2 separate regions of the Mus musculus genome follow, and region 2 is linked to region 1. Evidence: chromatin loops called from intact Hi-C (ENCODE). Cell type or tissue: left cerebral cortex. All regions are shown on one strand.

What was found. Peaks named below come from ENCODE experiments on the same cell type or tissue, not always from the same donor. Only the 100,000 strongest peaks of a DNase experiment are listed, where the experiment ranks them.
Region 2: it touches region 1 in a loop (5-fold over the local background); 2 of 42 quality-filtered maps call a loop at or near these places.

The regions. Positions count from the first base shown.
Region 1 is chr13:71,101,516-71,109,515 of GRCm38, reverse strand. It overlaps Gm40997 (a long non-coding RNA gene), which reads left to right and starts at 3,089. Exons shown (of 3, transcript XR_873655.1): 1 at 3,089-3,168; 2 at 6,099-6,198. It overlaps Mir466f-4 (microRNA 466f-4), which reads right to left and starts at 2,427; the gene lies at 2,307-2,427. In left cerebral cortex, a CTCF peak has its summit at 4,105 (motif pointing left); DNase peaks (open chromatin) are centred at 3,137, 4,117 and 4,654; H3K4me3 peaks cover 715 bases.
Region 2 is chr13:72,765,471-72,773,470 of GRCm38, reverse strand. No RefSeq gene overlaps it. Among named protein-coding and RNA genes, the nearest start is that of D730050B12Rik, 47 kb to the left of the region's middle. In left cerebral cortex, a CTCF peak has its summit at 4,097 (motif pointing right); a DNase peak (open chromatin) is centred at 4,099.

The DNA.
Region 1 (8,000 bases):
TGATCTGAGGCCCCCAACACATATACAGTAGAGAACTGTCGGGTCTGTGTTTAGTCAGAGAAGATGCACCTAACCCTCAAGAGACTGGAGGCTCCTTGGGGTTTAGAGATCTGGTGGGGTGGGGGTTTGGGAAGATGGGGACAGGAAGCCTGGGAGGAGGTATGGGATGTGGAAAAGTCAGAAGGTGGACTGGGAGGGGAAAAAAATCTAGAGTGTAAATAAATAAATGATTAAATAAAATTACCAAAAAGAAAAATGAAAAGAAAAGAAGAGAAAAGAAGAGAAAAGAAAAGGAAAGAAGAGAAGAGAAGAGAAGAGAAGAGAAGAGAAGAGAAGAGAAGAGAAGAGAAGAGAAAAGAAATCATTACAAGGCCAAAACATTAACAACAGCATGATACCAGCATACAAAGAGAGACCAACAGGATAGAATTGCAGCTCCAGATTCCCAATCACACAGCTACAACCATCTGATTCTTCACAAATATCCAAAAGTAAACAGGGAAATTCAGCCTCCTCAACAAGTAGTGTGGAGATGTCCGTCTTCACACACAGAAGGCTCTGCTCTCTCACCCTGTACAAACCCACCCCACCCCAGTGTATGACCGGAAACACCTAAACTCCTAAAGTAAAACAGGGAATACTCCAGAGTCCAGGAATGAACAACGACTCTAAACAGGACTCCAAACAGGAGCAAGAACTAGCCAGTGGGATCCCTCGGATGAAACGATCACTCACAACTACTAAAGCAGCGGCAGTTCTCAACCTGGAGATCACAACCCTGTGGGGGTCCAACGACCCTTTACAGGGGTTGCGTAGCCAACATCCTGCATATCAGATATATGTATTATGATTCATAACAATAGCAAAGTTACAATTACGAAGTAGCTACAAAAATAATGTTACGGTTGGGGGCCACCACATCATGAGGACATGTACTAAAGGGTCGCAGTTGTTAGGAAAATTGAGAGCCGCGGTTCTGCTCTAAGGGAAAAGCAGGCAAATGCTGGTAAAGAACTGGTGGGGTCATGAGCTGGAGCAGCCACTATGAACTCAGTGGAAGTAAGAGTTTGTCGTTCATGTGATCCTGCTGTGCCCTTCTGGGCATACAGCCAACGAGTGAAGATCAGCCTACCACACATACCTGCATGGGCAATCGCTGACTCATGCGGCCAATCCAGGCATCCATCAACAGATGAGGCTACAGAAAAGACTCAGTGGAGTTTCACTCAATCATGTAGCATGCAGTCAGGATGTCTGCAGGAAAATGTCTAAAGGTGGAGATCATAGCAACGCTAAGTGAAACAAGCCAGTCATCACAGACAGGCTCTCTGTCTTTTTGTATGTGCACATGTGCACATAACAGGAGTAACAAACGGATGTGAAGCAGGAGAGGAAAACCCTGTGAATGTGTAAGCGGAAGAGAGTGCGAGAAACAAACCCAGAAGAGGGTGGGTGTGCCACAGCGCTTTGTGTCACATGAGCGAAAGCTATAATGAAACCTCTCGCTCTGTACAGTCGCTGTGTGCTCATGAGAGACGCATTCACAGACACACACGCCTACAGCTGATTTTTGATAGGGCAGCAAAGACAGGGTAGGCATGTCAGGCTCATCTGTCAACAACAGGGTTCAATAAAACAGCTTCAAACTGTACCTGAAAGAACTTGCGAAAATTGACCCACTGGGGCCCAATATAACAATGAAATATAAAACTAGAAGGAAGTGTCAGATACTTTATGATATAGGTCTAGATTAAAATGCGATGTAAAAATTACAAGTCAGGGGCTGGGGCGATGGCTCAGTTGGGAAAGTGAGTGTCCTCGAGTCTGAGGACCAATGTTGTGATCTCCAGCACCATTCAGAAGTCAGGCATGGCGGCCCATCTGTAACATTAGCTCTGAGTGGTACTGGGAGGAGCGATGCTGGGGCCTCCTGTCAGCCAGTCTTGATATGGGTGAAGAGCAGGTTCTCTGAGACTCCAATTCATAAAAACAAATAGAAAGAGACAGAGGAAGACACCCAGGGTCTGACCTATACCCATTTACAAATACATGGAGACACTCACACACACACACACACACACACACACACACACGCACACACACACACACACACACGATCACATGCACACACACGCATGCACACACACAGTCACATACAGGGATACACACATGCACACATACATGCACATACACAGATACACACATGCACATGTGCATACAACATACAGAAATATACCCATATACATACACATGCCGACACATGCACATACACTCACATACAGAAACACACACTCACATACATACACATATGCACATTCACACACAAGTAGACACACAGATATAGATGCACACACATGCATGCACACACTCACATACAGATACACACACATGCACATGCACACACACGTAGACACACAGATGCAGATGCACACACTCACATACAGATACACTCACATACACAGATACACACATACATGGATGAACAGATACAGAGATACATACACACACACAGATAAACAGGATGACAGACACACCTACACACACACAATGTTAACCACAGCTTCATGGGCACTGGCAAACAGAATCTTGCACTTGGCCATGAGGACATGGGTGGGCATTTACTGTTCAAACGTGGATGGATATAAAATATCAAAATGAGGGCTCTGAGCAACAGGAGTTAGAGAAACAGGATGCTTATTTAATTAGTTGTAACAAGATGTTGCAACTCTACTTCAGTAGCTGTAAACACCCTGCATTCCCCCTGGAAAACATCAGGAGCTGAGGGAGAGGACTTAGCACGTAATGTGATTGGATCATACGTTTGTTTATTAGGCCCAGTCTCAGAAATGAGGATGTATGTCAATCAAAACCTAGCATTGAACAGGACATACTTTGCACATTTTCTGTTAAGGAGGCCTGTGATGGTTTGAGTATGCTTGACCCGAGGAGTAGCACTATTAGGAGATGTGCCCTTGTTGGAGCAGGCGTGGCCTTGTTGGAGGAAGTGTGTCACTGTGTGGGTGGGCTTTGAGTCACTCCTCCTAGCTGCCTGGAAGACTGGTCTTCTAGCATCCTTCAGAATAAGGTATGTTCCTTCTCCAGCGCCATGCCTCTCTGGATGCTGCCATGCTTCCTGCTGCGATGATAATGGACTGAAGCTCTAAACCTGTAAGCCAGCCCCAATTAAATGTCCTTTAAAAGGGTTGCCTTGGCCGTGGTGTCTCTTTACAGCAATGGGAAGACAAGGGCTCACTGAGACTTATTTTTCAAGTCCCGTTGAGATCTCTGTCTACCCCAGACCCTTCCTGAAGTGTTTATTTGTCCTTAGATTTCCATGACCCTCCCGTCTGCATGAAGGTTTTTTTTGTTACCTTTGAGTGATGGGCATAATTTATCAGAAGCTACGAGGACTGCTCGATACTGGGGAAATGCCCCTGCTCGCTGCTCGAGACATGGTTCTGCCCATTGGCACAATAGCTGTGTTGTTGGGGCTGCCTGGGTTTTGCCTGGAGTGATGTGTTTAATAAGGAGGAAGGCACTATCCGCATTTTAGTTTGTGTTTTAGGGACAAGTCTCAGGTGGCAGAGACTGTCTCAAATTCATATAGAGTCCAAGACTACAAAAGGCCCCTGTCTCCCCACCGACCCTACCCAAAGAAAAATAAAAACACAGAAAACTTAAGGCCAACGTTCTCCAGAGGAAGGACTTGCAGCGCATCTGGATTGTTTTAATTTTATTTTATTTTATTTTTTCCTGTTACCACTCCCCTTAAATAAATCTCAGGTTTAAGGAGGTTACTCAGGAGGTCAGATCCACTGTTCTGTCTTTGAAGTTGGGATTCCCCCGACTTCAGCAATGCTGTTCACGGTTCAGGTATGAGAAGGGTTTTAAGGGAACTTCACTCTAGAGACTTCTAGCTCTCAAGCGCAAGTTGCCTGCTCCGTAATCAGCTTTGCCATCTGACTGCTGTATCAGAAGGTATTCACTTAGCAGTAATTAAGAGGAAAAGCTGATTTTTATTGGTTCCAACTGTTAAAGAATGTTTGCCTCGCACCCTGGCAGCTGCGGTGCACCAACGGGGCAAAGGCTGTCTTCGGCTGCCACCTAGCGTCCGCCTTCGGAAGCACGGACACTGTTTCCCCTTCGCTGAGGCCAGCAAAGGGGTCTGTGAAATTCCCCGCTGCTCACAAAGGAAAAATGATTTCCCTAAAAGCCACAGTGCTTTTTAGAGACCTTGGCCGCGGTCCAATTTAGCTTTACAGTAGGGGGGAGAGGCAAGAAGAGAAATGAGCCGTTTGATTTTGTGTTGCTGAATGTATTTTAATAAAGATTTTGAATGCATGTTTTAAGTAAATTCCCAGGCGCTGCAGGGCAGCTGGACATCACGAGAGGAAGAGGAGCTAGTGTAATCCAGAGGAACCCAAGTCACAATTACAGCGTTCACTCTTTCCTCATTTACAGTTCATGAAGGAAGCAGTGCCGTCTCGCTTATTTCATTGTTCATCTGTCTTCTAAATTCGAGTATTAGAGCATCGAGCCACTCTGAGGACGAAAAAGAAAGCAGGCACGTTAGGAAAGCCCCCAAATGTTCTGAAGCACCAGGGAAACCAAACGATTGCTCCCAAACAGCCCGTGAAATTGTCACAATTACCTCCCGAAACCACAGGGTTCTCCACGTTATTTTTCTCTCTTCCCAGCTGACTCAGAAGGAAAAGATCCAGGGATCTCTCTCAATTTAAACTGCAGGGTGGGAGGAGGCTGTCCCGGCGTGGTGCAACTGCTCTGTGAAGGATCTAACTTCAAGGCACCCGTGGCCTGTGACCCGGAGAAGGAGTTTGCAAAGTCCTAAGCCTAATTTCCAAATTTTGCACTTGAGAAAGCGGAAGCTCTCAGGAGCTGAGCATCTCTGGGCGATTACACAGCTGGTTAGAGCCGGAGCAGGCTTCTCACTGGGGTGTGCTCTCCCCTTCACTGCCTTCTCTCAACTCAATATTAATATTTATGTGCCCTATGCATGAACATACTCTGCCACATCCTACAAGACAAACATACACCTTCTAGGAGTTGGAGGGAATACGTTCTCTCACACATGCACATAGAGGAAAGCAAAGCATCCCAGCTTATAAAACTGTCTGGATTTAGAACAGATCATATCTAAAGCACCATCATGATTTCTGTGTTCTAGAACCCGAGTGTTTTCAAGATGTTTGAACAGTTCAGGGACCTTTTGCTCTGGCAATAGATTCTTCACTACAAGTATAATATATATTTAATAATATTAATATATGACAAAGATTCAAGATTTATATATATATATATGTATATATATATATATATACATACACACACACACACACACACACACACAGAGAGAGAGAGAGAGAGAGAGAGAGAGAGAGGTATATACATCCATAGGGAAATTCAGACATTAGGGCAAATTATTAATTAAATGTTCTCCTGTGTTCTAATATTTTCCATAAGAATACATGTTTAAAGTCTGAACAATTTTAATAGTAAAAGTAATTGGTAATATTGTACTGAGCCAATCCTAGTCTACTATTACTATAATTTTATAACAGTTTAAAGTGTCTCAGAGTCTATCCCTGACTCCCCCCATGAACCGCTCTCTCTCTCTCTCTCTCTCTCTCTCTCTCTCTCTTTCCCTCTCGGCCATCTATCTCCCACACTGTTCTGGCAGCCTAGTCAGATGAGCTCTGGTACCTGCTGCTAAGGCTTCCATTTTCTCACAGGAAGTATTAGATTACAGAGAGCCTAAGATTGTGTGTGTGTGTGCGTATGTACACACACACACACACACACACATATATATACATATATATATATATATGTATATATATATATATAATGTATGTCTAAATATGGCACTTAAATTGGTTACAGAAAATTCATTTTCTTTTTCTTGGTACATTCTGCTGCTCTTCATTTTACAGTTGGCATTGTTAGATAAATCTCATGATTTCCTTGGATTTCTCCTATAATTTGGTAAACTCTACACTATAAAAATTTGGTATCTTTGTTTTTGGTATAACTGAATTTGGGGTGTGTCTTTATTGGGTCCTCTCTCTTGATTTTTCTAGGTTGAAATCGTCCTTCTCCCTCTGGTGGAACTAGCCAGCAGTGGCAAAGTCTCTTCCCACCAGTGTCATCACTGGGGATGGCTTAATGATGAGTTTTCAGGTCAGTGCTGAACTCACCAAAGCGCCACCCCCTGCCCCTCGCGCTAACTCAGTTTTACTGCAACTGGCCTTCATGAGGTCTCATTGGTCTGTGCTCACACGCGGCAGGCCCCGCCATTCCCATTGACCCCCCATTCCAACTCCCTCTCTCCACAGAACCCTTGGCTCAGAGACTTCTTTTTTTTCTTTCATTTTTTTATTAGATATTTTGTTCATTTACATTTCAAATGCTATCCCAAAAGTCCCCTATACCCTCCCCCGGCTCTGCTCCCCAACCCACCCACTCCTGCTTCCTGGCCCTGGCATTCCCCTGTACTGGGACATAGAATCTTCATAAGACCAAGGGCCTCTCATCCCATTGATGGTCGACTAGGCCATCCTCTGCTACATATGCAACTAGAGACACAAGCTGGGGGGTACTGGTTAATTCATATTGTTGTTCCTACTATAGGGTTGGATGCTCACAGTCATCTATTGGATGGAACAGGGCCCTGAATGAAGGAGCTAGAGAGAGTACCCAAGGAGCTAACGGGGTCTGCTCAGAGACTTCTTGTCTTTCCCTCTCACTCAGTCACCCACATTTCTGTCCCTTCTGTGACTTAGCTCAGCGCATGCTTCTGATATCATTGACTTTGAATTATAACCAGACAGCAAAGCCATGGACTGACTGACATGGGAGCCAGCCTATGTACATTAGATGACAAAGGTCTTCCTTTGTATGAGAAGTCCATCAGGGCTTCTCACTGTCAAGGCCTGAACTTCCTCCTAGGAAACAACTGTTGTGTGTGGCTTTGTGATTTAAGAGTGTCTTTATACGTATACATGGGGGGAACCCATGGCTCCAGCTGGATGTGTAGCAGAGGATTGCCTTATCGGGCATCAGTGGGAGGAGAGCCCCTTGGTCCTGTGGAGGCTCGATGATCGAGGGTAGGGGAATGCTAGGGCACTGAAGCAGGTGTGGGTGGGCAGATGGGAGAGCACCCTCATAGAGGCAGGGGGAGGAGGGAGTGGGTAGGGGATTTGAGGAGGGGAAACGGGGAAGCGGGATCACATTTGAAATGTAAGTAAATAAAGTGACCAGTAAAAACATAAATAAAAGAGTGTCTTTATAACTTTTAATTTAATGTCTTCTATAGAGAAACCAGAGTCTCATCCATATTCTTAATTCTCTACCTTCCAGAACTTTCTCAACCTTTGCTTAATTAGAGTTTTATGGCCTGAAGTGCACACTACCAGTCTTACACAGTATAGATTACACTCTCCCATTGACTTCAATTTTCTGTTGTGGCATTGTGATTTGTATTTGGTTCGTTCTGTCTGTGCAGGTCCTGTATGAGTTTCTGCCGTCTTTCAGCTGTGTGGCTTTGGTCTTTGGCTGCTGTTTCATTACTGAAGTAATTCACACTTCTATGCATTTTCTGGTTCTTGGTATTTGGAAGCCACGTCCTACCATTTTCTGTACTACTAGCAACTGAACCTAGGACCTTGCGCCATACTAGACAAATGCTCTACCACCAAACCACATGCCCAGCTCCTTTTAATTTTCATTTGGAGACGTGGCCTCCCCACATTGCCCAGGCTAGCTTTGAACTCACTCTGTAACCCAGACAGGCTATGAGTTTGCAATTCCTCTTCTTGCTGTGTGGATAGCTGAAATTGCAGGCCCATGCCACCAGGTTTTTGTCTTCTTTGACCATCTTTAAAGTATGAGTATGCTTGAGGCATATATATGCTGTGCTTATTGTCTATGTTGCAAACACACATGAAGGAAATACTGACTTACTTCCTGCTTGACAATACTAA
Region 2 (8,000 bases), 1.7 Mb before region 1:
AATGATAGATTTCAAAACATCAAAACAATATTTTGTGTTCTTTCATTTCAATTTTAAATTTTTATGTGTGCAAGTGCTTTGCTGCAATTAGGTATCAACACTCTCTGTGTGCCTGGTGCCAGAAGAGGTCAGAAGAGGGCATTGTATCCCCTGGAACTGGAGTTGTTGTGAGCCACAGTGTGGGTATTGGGAATTGAATCCAGGTCCTCTGCAAGAATAAATGCTCTTAACCACAGAGCCATTTTACCAGTCCCTTGTGTATCTTTTCTAAATACAATGCAATAAAACTACAACTCAAGAACCACAGAAGAACTTAACTTTTACAAATTTATGAGGTGCTACAGGCAATCAATGGCTGCTGAGAGGAAGAATCAGTCTTCTCCAGGTACAAATGCCCGGGTAGATTTCTCCAATCCCATGTTGTCAGCCCTAAATACCTATATACATACATATATATACATAAGCAACGCTGAATGGACCCAGATAGTTACACACACACACACACACACACACACACACACACACACACACACACAGAGGGAGAGAGAGAGAAAGAGAGAGAGAGAATTAAAGAAGCAATGAATCTGAGAGGAGGTGGAGTATGGTAGAAATTAGAGGCAGGTGAAGGAAGGGTAAAGATAATGGAAATATAGTGTTCACCAATGAACTGAGTAGATTGATTTTTAAAAGGCAAAAAAGACTTTCAGCTCAGAAAAAAAGAAAGACAACTCTACATTACAGGTAAAATGGGAGAGGTAATCATGAAGAGATAATCAAAAGGTTGTTGAGACTGCTATGAACAATTTATAATAATAATAATACTAAGAAAACCATAAAAAATACAGGTGCATTTCTGGATATAGACAAGTCAGTCAACAGGACTATGAAGACACAGAGAACTTGTACACACAAAGGAGTTGAGCTAGATTTTTAAGAAAGAAAAGCCAAAGGCTTCCCTGAAGAATTATGTCACATTCTTAGGAAGAGACAACACCCATTATTCTCCAATATTATAAAAAATGTGAAGAAGAAATCTTTCCATACACATTTCACAAAATTATTATCCTGATACAAAATTTCAGATAAAAACCCAACAAAAAAGCAAAGTGTATACCAATATTCCTGATAAACATAGAAGCAGAAATTCTAAGACAAAAAACAAAATCCAGTAAGCGGAATCCAACATTGCATAAGGCAAATGAGACAGTTGCCATTGTCAGATGTGATTGATCTTGGGGGAGCCAGGATGGATCAACAGAACCAGAAGTCAACAGCCATTGTTCATTGCATCAAAAAAAAAAAAATGAAGTATACAATCATAAACTCACAGAACCATCTCAATAGACACCAGAAAATAAGACATTAGATAAAATTTATCATCCCTTTAGGATTAAAAATTCCTGAAAAAAATTGTGTTGGATCTTGGGGATCCAAGTGTACTTAACTAGGATGAATCTGATCTACTGTCATATTATACCAGGTGATTATGGATCCTAGTGGGAGGAATATTGAAGACTCCAGACTTAAAGACTAGAGGATAGATACAACCTGGCGGTGTTGAGATATCACTGCATTGTGCCCATCAGTGTGGACATGTATTGCATGCTAAGCATTAGCAGAGTGGGTGGGTGCCTCTTTCCTATTAGTCCCAAGGTTCCAATGCCTTCAGCAGGATAGCTTTTTGGCCATTTACCAGCATCAAGCCGCTTGCCTCCTGGACCACATGTGGAAATCACTGATGGCTACACCTCACTGCCACCCTGGTCTGTCACTCAGGGTCTCCTGGCAGTGAAATGGCTATGTTGTGGAGATCCCAGGCAGGCTGGAACAGGCAAATCAATCCCTGGATGGAAGGAGATCAGCTGAAGACATGGACACAAAGCTGCACAGGGTCCTGTAGTAGGCTCTGAGCAGAAATCTCAATGCTTTCTTCCCTGAGTCCAAGTGAGGGAATAGACTTTCATTCACTTCCACGTAGACTCTGCAGCTCTCTGTTCAGTTCATGGCACCTGAGGAGGAACCTGAAAGCACTGAGTCCCTTCTGTAAGGTTAGATTTTCTTCAACACCTACTTTAATAGGAGTTCTTAAATGCTTTAACCTCCCTTCTAGCCCACCACCCACCAGAGGTAGTGAAAAAGAAAGGTTATTAGGACACTGGGGAAGTGGGCCCATTTAGAAGTGGTTCTTTGGGGTGATTCCAGTCTTCATTGATACGATATCAGCAGTTCAGTCTGTTAGCAAACCACCAAAAAAGAATCATCAGAAACAGCTCAACCTAGAATAAACCACTCGGCTTTTCAGATTGGTGCAAAGAAGCCGCTGGAATATCACAAGTTCTTTGGTGACTTACTCTCTACAAAGTCATGACTAGCAAAGATTAGCAACATAGTGCAAAGAGAACCGAAACGCCAGCCCTGTCCCACTGTCTTTGGTCATATTTACATTTTCTTTTCTAAACATACATGTCCTCTCACGAGTCTGCTTCAGCAAAATATCCTTTCACCTGTCTGCCCCAGCAAAACATCATTATGACCTAACTGAGTCTCCAGAAATTTCCACTTCACTCTCCCTACTCTATTCTGCTTAAGGAAACAACAGAAGCAGCCTGAAGACCCAAAACTAGCCTCAGAGAGGTCTGCAATTCCACCCCTCTCCATGCATAAGGCTGGGAGTCCTCCATGCTCCCAGAGCACACAAGGCTGGCAGTCCTCTGTGATCCCTGACCACATTCTTTCACGCTGTCACATCCCCATTTAAATCTCAGCAAACTGTACAGGAATTGTTCACATACACAAAGATGAAGCAAAGTGATCCTAACTTGTTTCCTATTTCCCAGAGGGGGGCATTAAAATGTTTTGTTTTTTTTTTTTTTTTGTTATCATGTGTATTTGTGAGAGTGTCACATGCATGCCCCAGCACAAATATGGTGGTCAGAGGATAACTGTGGAAGTCATTTCTTGTCTTCTACCATGCAACTGAACTCAGGCTGTCAGGATTTTTCAGCAAGCTTTTACCCACTGAGCCAGTCAGCCTAATACTGGGTACCCCTTTAATATATAATAAAATGAGAGAATGATCAGAGTTCACTAGCAGAGTACCATGTTCATCTCCACCAGAGACGGGGGCAGCTGAGTGAGGCAGTGCTAGCACCTGTGACTAACTACAAACAAGGAGGCTACTGCAAGAGTTCCCTGGACTACACACACAGACATATACATTGCATCCCCCCACAAGACACAGATAGAGGCCCCCATAAACACACAGCCACATGCACACACACACACACACACACACACACACACACACACACACAGAATCCCTCCCGCAAACACAGACAGCACACACACAGACATAAACACATAGACACATGCAAACACATGCAAACACACACAAACACACACACACAGCTTCACTCCCCCCACCACCACATCCACACACAGAGGCACATAACACCCATTCCCCCACACAGGTACATAGATAGCACATACGCATACACATAGACATACACAGAAACACACACAGCACCAATCCCCCACAGACACCCCCAACAGATACATAGACAGCACACACACAGAGACAGATAGACAGCACCTGTTCACACTCAGATAAATGGACAGCACCCTCTTATCCATACATAGACACACAGACAGCTCTTCTCACAGACAGACACACAGATAACAAACACACATAGAGCACATAGACAACACTTCCACACAGAGACACATAGACAACACTCCAACATAGAGACACATACATAGCACATGCACACCTGTACACACACATATATGCACACACACATGCACACTCACACATACCATCTGGGTGGACATTCCTCTCCACAGCTGGTTCAGTGAGGTGGACTCTACTTGTCAGATTTGTGTAATCACCGTTTTCCAAAGTAGCAAAAAACAAGACATCTGCTTCCAAAGCCCCATCCCCCACCCCGCTTTATCATTCCGACACCATGGCTGATTCTTGGCTACCTCCATTCTGTGTCCCATTGCTTCCCTGGAACCACAGAGCCCCTTGAGGTCCCAGCTGGGAGTCTGCCCGGGATCAGCTGCAGCTGCAGGAAATGAAGCCTTTGGTTCAGCAGATGGCACCCTTTGCTCTGAATCTGGAACAGCAGTGTCTGCCCACGCTCCTGAGAGACAAGGAACGACATTGCCTTCTGAGTTGATAGCACCAAAAAACGCTAACTGTCCCTCCTGGGCACCTTGCAAACACCACAGAGGAAACCATGTGACACCCGTTGGCCAGGTCAACCTCCCGGGATAAGACCCAGAAGTGCTCAGGCGGTGGAATAGCCCCTCCAGCAAAACACCTTCCAGAATGTTCTTTCAAGTTTCCTGTCTGCCAGCTTGCTCCTGTTTGTACTTGTCCTGTCGTGTGTCAGCCATGTTTAAGGACATTGTCTGAAGCAATGGCTCAATTATGTATTCTCAGGTGTGCCACCAGCCCGCATAAGACTAATTGTTTCTGCCTTGTTACCCATAGGAAACAATTATGATAAGAGTAACCAGTGTTTAAGATACAAACTAGATAGGCTTTCTGTTCAACTGAGTGAAGTCTCTGGTTCCCACTGCTCTGTTTGAGAGCATCTTCAGTTTGTGGTTTTTGTAGGGCTGGAGTCTGATTTTCTACTTCCCAGGAAGATTTCATGGTCAGCCAAGGTCATCTGACATTTTGCCCAGTCAGCCGTACTAGGCCTGTGGTCATACAGTGACTTCAGAAATGGATCGTCTACACTGAGTTCCCTTAGGAAGCCTGTGGGCACTCCTCTATGTGTGTCTATGTGTGCAAGAGGGTGCTTATGTGTGCAGTGCATGCTGGGACAAGGGAGCAAAGAGGGAGGGATAAAGAGCACCAGAAGATATGATTTCTGCTACTAAGCAATTACAGTTATGTGAGTAAGTCACTTTCTTTAATGAGAGTGATGTCACAGGACACGTCTCCAGTGTTTACCATAAACAGGTTTGTTACTTTGAATAATTCTTAGGCTTAATTACAATAAGTATTTGGATCATTTCCATTGTCAGTCTATGGGATTGGCATGTCAGTTCATAGAGACACCCACCATAAGTCTTCCATCACTGTGGGTAAAAAGAGCCACCTCTCTCCACAACCTTGTCCTCTAGTGCTCTCTGTAAGCAGAAAAAGAACCATAAACAGAACAGAAGACAAAAGGTTCTAACAGCCTTGGCCCATGTATTCTCTATGGCACTGCTCTGAGGATTTTCAGGTTCCCCTGCAAAGAGCAGCCCCTGATCCATTTCCTCTGTCCTGGGGTCTCTACCATGAGGGAGTGAGCTGCACCTCATGCAGATGTGCCCAGACCAGCCACCTCAAGGAGAGCTTCCTCCGGGCCCACTCAGTTGGCTCGCAGTATGTAAAATGGCTAGGGTTACGAAATTCACTAAAAATTGGCTTACATAAATCGATTAGAGGCAAGATCAGCTTCCTGGGTTTGCCTTAAGGGTTAATGGGAAGATTTTTTTTTTTTTTTTTTTTTTTTGGTCACCAGATCTCCCTGTAATTGTTTGGGAAATTTTCAGATTTCTGAAAATGCATCTTAGGGAGTCATTTTATGTGGAATTCTGGCATCAGATGGTTGCTAATTTACTTAAATTATCAATATGCTGCTCATGAAAACTGCTCATGATTCTGCCATGTATCCAATGGTGCCTCTTCCTGTTTCTTATCTCTCTCTTCCCACCTCTCTCTACTTCTCCCCTCCTTTATTTCCTCCTCTTTACTTTTCTCATTCTCTTCCTAACTCTCCTTTCTCTCCCTCTCCCTCCCTCCATAGCTCCCTCCCTTATCCATGTCTTAACAGCACATCTCACAATGTTCTGCTCATTTTATGAGCACTTAATTAAATCCAGGTACAGATGATTGATGGGAAAGAAAAACAGTTGGGTAAAGAATGTAGGAGGCTTGAAACTTTGGCACCGAGAACAAATTGGAGCCTAATTAACAAACAGGAAGAACTTGAAGTCGGGCTCGGTGTGGAAAGCATGCTCCAGTCATCTGAGAGAAAGAGAACACAAGCAAGCGCCTTAGCAGATGCACATCTGGAAGGGTGTGGCTTGCCTAGAAATGCCCAGCTTGGCCGGCCTTGAGAGCTAAAGAACAAAACCCTACTCTCTGAAGAGAGTATATATTTCAGAGACATCCATGGAGAAGAGAAGAGACTGTTCCAGAGCTGATAGCATCTCTATCTCTCTCTGTGGAGACGTCTCTAGGATGTTGCTTATGTAGGTCCAGGATGATGCTCAGTGGCGGGTTGGAGAGAAAATGAGCAAACTGCTGGCAGCAAGCCAAGAGCCCATATTAAGGCACATTAAGTGAATTAGATATGACACCCCCACCCCAGTGCAAACACACAAGCACATCACTCCATTCACAGACAATGTAAAACATGTCAGCATCCGGCTTTACAGCTTTCTAAAAGAGCCAGCTTCCTTTCCCCATGCCAACTAATTAGGAACATGGTGTCTCCCTGTTTTCACAGTGCCTCGGCGAGGTCAGAACAGAGGTAATACCCATCTTTCTCCGACAGCCACATCTTGGGGATTCTCTGAGAAGGACTCCAGGGCCAGCTTCTGCTTACTGATAACTACTCTTCCTTCCTGAGGCTCTGGGTACTCACAGAAAAAAAAAAACAGGAAGGCAGGTATGCTCTACCTAAAAGATACCACCAAGACCAGACCTACATGGTACATGCATGGATGTGCACAAACATGCACACACATGTACACACACACACACACACACACACACACACACACACACACACTTCCTCTTCGACCCAGTCTCTCCCCAAGACCAGAGTAACATGGACCCTTACTGCACTCTCTTGTGTAAAAGGAGGCCATACCCTAGAGCCCTGGATGAACAGTGAGAAAGGAGCCCAGCAGTCAATGCTGGAAGTCACCTTACTTTTCCTTTCTAACTGCCTAGAGGCAACTGCACCCTATTCCCAGAACCAGCAGTGAATGGAGCTGAAGGACCTGGCTTCCTTGCCTGTATGGTCCAGAGAATTATGTACAAAGACATGCTTTTGACTTTGATGGGCACTTATTGAGGATGTAGCAAGCAAAAGTAAAAACCAAAGAGCAAGTCACAGAAAGATGGAAGCATCAGAAGCGAACAAAACATCAGCTCTGGGGGTTTATAACCTACACCAAAGCTGCTTAGGGTAGCCTGAACATCATCAACATAGACACTCACAACACCAACCAGAATCCAAGTAAAGAAGAGGAAGTGGCTAGGTAGACTTCCACCCATTGGCTTGCTTCTCATTCCACAACAGGGATTTTTTTTTTTTACTGTGGGATAGGCATAAATAAGTCCAGTAGGAAAGTGTTTCTCTTCTGTCTGTTATCAAGGCTGTGACATTTTCAATGTCCTTAGATGTTTATTGTTTTCTCCTCTCTTCCCTGACCTAGGTTCAGAATACTTGCAGAACACAGAGCAATGCCTCCTGACCCCTTGAGTCCACTTTTCACTGAGCCAGGGAAACATCTGATGAATTACCAACAGAATGCCCACGACACTCCCACTATGTGCTGAGAAAAGCATGGCAAAAAGCCTTTGGACCTTGTTCCACACCAGAGTCGTTCTGTGTACTTGTGCAGGGACAGGCTGTGTGACCCAGGGCATTTCCTTCATCCCTCTGCAATGTGGCTCCCGTGGGCGGCTTCATGTCTGCACTGAAACTCCTAGTCTGTGGAACTCTTGGAAGGATTGCTTTTCATACTGTAGAAGTGTCTTCCCATGATGGCCTTTATTAATAGGGGATGGTACCTATCCACTTGTCATTGTTCAGTCACCTCCATCTGTTTGCTGTCCCCATGAAACTCACTAGTCTGAAGACAGGGAGGACCTATGCACACTGACCCTCAAGAGTTTATTGACACGCACTCACTTGAACCTGAGGGGAATGGCATACATAAACCAAGCAAAGAGAAGCAGGTGGTAGTTGTGGGCTAGGGAG